Regions from separate parts of the Homo sapiens genome. Here region 2 is linked to region 1. The links are chromatin loops, found by intact Hi-C in ENCODE. Cell type or tissue: A673. All regions are shown on one strand. Each heading gives the region's core, and the rest is flanking DNA. Links, peaks and the distances in the headings are about the cores only. Region 1 overlaps ATF2 (activating transcription factor 2). Region 2 overlaps EVX2 (even-skipped homeobox 2).

Region 1 (2,908 bases), core at 126-2,625:
TCATTCAGATAATATGTAAGTTTTATTGCTAAAACAGGGTGTCCTGTGCAAATTTCTGACTGATTGTCTGCACTAATGGAGAATAGCAGTAAAAATTTTTCAGGCCGGGTGTGGTGGCTCACGCCTGTAATCCCAACACTTTGGGAGGCTGGGGAGGGGGGATCACGAGGTCAGGAGTTCGAGACCAGTCTGACCAACATGGTGAAAACCCGTCTCTACTAAAAATACAAAAATTAGCCAGGCATGGTGGTGCACACCTGTAATCCCAGCTACTCAGGAGGCTGAGGCAGGAGAATTGCTTGAACCCAGGAGGCGGAGGTTGCAGTGAGCTGAGATTGTGCCACTGTACTCCAGCCTGGGTGAGAGAGCGAGACTCCATCTCAAAAAATAAATAAATAAATAAATTCAGCTCTGCAATATGTTTTAGCATGTAAAAATTTGTATTTAGTATAGTGCCTAGCAAATAACTGAAGCAAATAGAAGGTGTCTAATAACTACTAATCTATTGATTTCCTAAGGATACATTAATTAATTGCTGTTGTTAGCCCTATTATGATATAGAACGTTAACATCTACCCAATTAATCGATGTTATTAATTAACTGACATTATTGTATTATAACACAGCAAGGAGAATTACACTGATTTTTATTTTATTTTATTTTATTTTTGAGATGGAGTTTCACTCTGTCACCCAGGCTGGAGTGCAATAGTGCGATGCTGGCTCACTGCAACCTCGGCCTCCCGGGTTCAAGCAAATTCTTGTGCCTCAGCCACCCGAGTAGCTAGGATTACAGGCATGCACCACCACGCTCGGCTAATTTTTGTATTTTTAGTAGAGATGGGGTTTCACCATGTTGGCCAGGTTGCTCTCGAACTCCTGACCTTAGGTGATCTGCTCACCTCAGCCTCCCAAAGTGCTTGGGATTACAGGTGTGAGCCACTGCGCCCGGCCCTGATTTTCTTTAAAAATAGAATCGTCAGATCTTCTACTAAGAAAATTAGAACGTTTATAGGATTTAGGGTTAAGAAGTACCCCAGAAACCAAAGCTTAATCTTTTTATTTTACAGATGAGGAAATGCAATCTCAGGAAAGTTACAGTTGCTTAATTAAAGGTAGTGAATAGTGGAGTTAGGATTAAAATTAAAATTAAAATACACATCTAAACATTAATTTAATAGCATCCAAACAGCACAACAGAAAAAAATGGTTTTATCATGTTTGCTAACTTGTACACTATTTCAGAATTCTTTTTAATACTGTTAAAACCACTCATCATTATTAGCAGCACTGCCTTCAGATGATCACATCTAGTTTCAGATGTAATACTCCTATTTTCCACTAGGAGGAGAAAAAGCCACAAGAAAAAGCCAGACAAACAACAAGTGACAAGAAACAGAACTTCTAATCTGCCACTAATTTTAAAGTATCACTAACTACTCACTATGCTAAAGGAAGATTTCTTTTTTCAAATTTTGTGGTTTATCTATAGTATAAAACAGTCCGTAACTTTATAAAAATGTGATCTAAATTGTGCATTTGAAGCAGGCTTTAGTGAAAACATTAATTCAAAACAGCCTCAAGCAATGTACAGAACAAATAAAATCTGGCTTACCATTTTTGCTTCTGACTGTACTGGTTGGGGAGAGGAAGGACCTGGGATTCCTGGAACACTAGGCACCATGGTGACTGGTCGAACGAGCTATGCATGACATAAGGAAAAATAATTGCTAGAGAATATATTCAAAATGAGATTTGTACTTTACTGCTGTTGTAATAATTTGAGACTTTAAGAATCAGAACATTGTAAATTTATCACCAGCTGATTTTATCTCTATACCAAATCCTTATTTGGTCTTATATCCTGACTTATCCTTCAAAAGTTGTCAATTTCTGAGACGTGTGCTTTCCTAATTTTCAGTTTCTACAATTTCTTTCTTAATGGTCCCTGTTAGAAATTCATAATATTCAAAGTGATTAATGCAAAAATTCTCAAAGATCTGTCAAACTTCCATTTTGAATATGAAAGGAAGAATGTCAAAACTTGTGACACTTAGGCATAAAAAATAATTTCAACAATGAATTTTGCTTTTCTAAAAATATATACAATGAATTTTCTTATACATACCACATAATAACAAATAACACACTGTAATAATTTCTGAAATAATCTGTAACAGGTTTTACCATTTTGGTTTTTTCCTTTTTTTTCTTAAACCTAACACTGAGTGAACACAGTTACTGTATAAATAAAGCATATCTTTTCTTTCATTTCCGGTTGCTTTCATCACTAGGTACATGTAACAGGATAATCAGAATCTCAAAAACAAGGCAAGAATGTTTCCCTCCTCAAAAAAATATTCTCAGTAAAGAGGAAGCAGATACCTTATATCTGAGTCCTTACAAAGTCTCTCAAATAATGCATTTTGAACAAAGTTCTTTTTAAAGAAGGCACATTATCTTGAAATTACGTCAATCAATGCTAATTTTGGATAGTTTGAAAGATCACGTGGAAGAATTAGTTAATTAAAAAAAGATATAAATATCAAACATTAATCCTAGTAATATTCTTGGGGGTAATCTCACCGAAAGTGTTGGAATGTTACTATAAGTAAGCTTTTAAAAATAAGTTTTATTTTTTATTATTTTTGAGACAAGGTCTTACTTTGTTGCCCAGCCTGGAATGCAGTGGTGCAATCTCGGCTAACTACAGTCTCAACCTCCAGGCTCAAGTGATCCTCCCACCTCAGCCTTCTGAGTAGCTGAGACTACAGGTGCTTCCATCACAACTGGCTAATTTGTGTTTATTTTTTGTAGAGATGGGGTTTTGCCATGTTGCCCAGCCTGGTCTTGAACTCCTGGACTTAGGCAAGCCACCCACCCTGGTCTCCCAAAGTGCTGGGATTAC
Region 2 (2,908 bases), core at 255-2,754, 970 kb after region 1:
AGCAGGTCTCCGTGCGGGGAACTTTTCTCCAATTCCACATTCAAAGGAGGTCCATCAGAGAGCATGATTGGCAATTTTCGTCATAATCTGCACATTATTAGCATCAAACTTGACGTGGCAGTTAACACTAGTGGGTTTTGATGTACCTTTCTTCAAGTTCAAGGAAACCCCTCCAGTAGCCGGGTTGGCAGAGCGGGTCTCAGCAACCCAGCGGTGGCTTTGCAGAGGCGAAGGCGCAATAGACATGCGTGAGAAATATGCCAAGAACCATTTCACCCGAGGAAAAGGAAAGCGAGGAGAGAAGGGGACGAGGGACATAGAGAGTTCTAACTTAGAAAAGTGTCTAAGGAAATGCTTTAGGATAATATTAATATATCTAGAGATTCAAGTATTTCCCAGATCGAGTGGAACCCGGTAGTTGGAAAACTGAGCTGAAAACGCCTCTCCAAATACTACAGCGATCTATCAGTCTTACCCCTACCCCAACTCCCTTCCTTTCCCTTCCCTGGCCGTGGCAACCTCTTTTGCCATCACTTTTTGCATAAAATATGCAAGATGCTTCCATTCCATCAGCACTGAAACCAAAGACCAAAAGAGAGAAAGGTGTTGGACCGAAAAGGAGGCGGCGCAACGGCCACCCCTTCCAGCACCTCGGCTTTGTCCTTCCCGGGGAAGGCGGCCACATCCCTACCCGCCTTGCTCCTGAACGTAGTAAACAATCTCACAAACAACCACCGCTGCCCACGCTCTCCATCCGTCCTCCCGGCCTTATCAGACCTCCGTTCTCCCGCACTCTTCGGGCAGGGTCCCTAATAAGCTCAGGCTGAAAGAACGTTTGCCACCTCCCCCACCCTCGTTGAAAGAAAAGGAAGAAAAACAGCAGCAGCGAGAAACCTCCGGGGCGACTCCTCCCCCGCCCCCAAGCACCAGCGCACAGCATCCCCCTCTGTCTTTGTTGTGGTTCTCCGTTGCTTCGGGCCACGCCGTTCAGCCAAGCAACCCGGACCTGAGAGTGCACAGCCAGGACTAGCTTAGGGGGCGAGGGGTTGGTCTTTGGGAAACCAAGCGCTCAGGACAGAGGTGGAAAGTGGGTCCCGGGAGCCAGAAAAGAGAGAGAAGGGCAGACGGCTGGGTGGCAAATACAAAAATAGAAATAATTTAGGGGGATGCCCGCCAGGCTTTTGCGCCTGCTCCTTCTCCCCCAATTCGGAGCAGGTTCCCTTCGGCCTCCCGCGCCCCGGGGCGCCCCCTGGCGGCAGCGGCAGCAGCGGGCAACGCGCGGAGGGCTCAGGGGGCGCACAGGGGACTCCCGGGCACACTCAGAGAGGCGGGCGCGGCCCCCTGGCGGTGGCGACGTAGTTATCTGGTGAGCGGAGCCTCGTCCCTCTGGTCCGGCGGGCTCACGGCCGTCTTACTAAGCACCGCGGCCGAGTAGGGCAGGAAGCCGCTCTCGGAACGCGGCGCCGCCGCGCTGCAGCCGAAGTCCGAGCCTCCCCCGGCCCCGGCGCCCCCGCCGCCGCCGCCACCACCACCACCGCCGCCGCCACCGCCACCCCGGGAACCCAGGGCTGCGGCAGCTGCTGCCGCGGCTGCCGCCGCCGACTGACTGCTGTGGCAACTGAGGCACGAGCAGGGTGCAGAGCCGCCGCTGGGGGGCGCGCCGGCCGCCGCCGCCGAGGAGGCCGCAGCCGCTGCGGCTGCCGCGGCTGCCGCGGCAGAGGCCGCGCTGTTGAGCCCCGCGGCGGCCGCGGGAGCCTGGTAGAGACCAGGGTGGCGGAAGCTACACAGCAGCTCCGGCCGAGAGTAGGGGTGCGAGAGGGCGCGGAAGGTGTCCAGTGGCCGGATGGAAGTAGCGAAGGGCGACGAAGCCGCGGCCGCCGCGCCTGAGGCTGCAGCCGCGGCCGCCGCCGCCGTGACGCCCACGTGCGGGTAGTAGTGCAGCGGCACGTGCGAGTGGAAGGGGTAGGGCAGGCTTCCGGTGGCGGCCGCGTGCGTCATCATGTAGGTGTAGAAGCTGGGGTCGGCTGGGTGCGGCCAGGACATGGCCAGGCGCTGCCGCTTGTCCTTCATGCGCCGGTTCTGGAACCACACCTGCGGGGAGAGACGCGCCGCAGCCTGGGTTAGGGAGCGCCCCGTGTTCCCAGCTCCTGTCCCAGGACCTCTGCCCCTTCCGGACCTCTGAATGGCTTGGTCTACTTCTCTCCGACCAAGCCCAACCCCGAGTACCCTGTGGTCTCCCAGCTGGGAAAGTGTGGACGGCAGTGTGTGGACCGCCGTGGGCACACCGTCCTCAACGAAGAGGGTCCTCTCCCCCGCGTCCGGCTGCTGCTGCTCCTCAGGCTTTTATTCCCTTACTTCTTGCTGCACTTTTTTGTCCCAATCCAACCTTTCCTCTCCCTCCCGCCACCCACCAGTGCCGGTCTCGCTGAGCACCCGTCTCTCAATCCCAGGATTTGTACGGGGATTCTGGGCAGCCTTTGAAGAGAGGCTGCCGCTCAGCTTTTCTGAGAGGTCGCCGCGCGAAGTCTTGAGCCCTCCGAACTGCAAGGACCTGCCCCTAGGGGCACGGGTCCGATTTTGATATTGAAGGGATGATTTTGTTGGAATCGTTTGCCTTAAATGAGTGGGTAGAGCAATGTCTCCATAAACGGGGAAGGGGACGTTTCCACCCCTCCCAACACTATCTAATAAAGACATCATTCGTCACAACTCTAAATTAAAGAAAGCCCGATCAAACCAGAGGGAGACTTCCACACTCCTCCCCTACCCCGTGGAGATTTTTTCTTTTTTCTGCAGTGTCGAACGCTCCATGAAGGGCTCACCAAATCGCCTAACCTCCCGGCTATCTCTCCCAGACGTATAATAAAATTAATAACCTAAAGTTATATATAAATAAGGACAATTTCGT

What was found. Hi-C counts contacts between places; a loop is a spot of excess contacts. Peaks named below come from ENCODE experiments on the same cell type or tissue, not always from the same donor. Only the 100,000 strongest peaks of a DNase experiment are listed, where the experiment ranks them.
Region 2: it touches region 1 in a loop (6-fold over the local background); 6 of 110 quality-filtered maps call a loop at or near these places.

What each region holds. Positions count from the first base shown.
Region 1 is chr2:175,109,953-175,112,860 of GRCh38, forward strand. ATF2 (activating transcription factor 2) reads right to left here. Exons shown (of 14, transcript NM_001880.4): 10 at 1,616-1,702. Among named protein-coding and RNA genes, the nearest start is that of MIR933, 56 kb to the right of the region's middle. In A673, for the core only: CTCF peaks have their summits at 1,351 and 1,555; a DNase peak (open chromatin) is centred at 1,359; H3K27ac peaks cover 415 bases.
Region 2 is chr2:176,078,748-176,081,655 of GRCh38, forward strand. EVX2 (even-skipped homeobox 2) reads right to left here. Exons shown (of 3, transcript NM_001080458.2): 3 at 1-2,091. The coding sequence ends at 1,360. Among named protein-coding and RNA genes, the nearest start is that of EVX2, 3.8 kb to the right of the region's middle. RefSeq lists an enhancer at 168-809. In A673, for the core only: a CTCF peak has its summit at 1,271 (motif pointing left); DNase peaks (open chromatin) are centred at 1,324, 1,654, 1,944 and 2,454; H3K4me3 peaks cover 2,134 bases; H3K27me3 peaks cover 1,877 bases.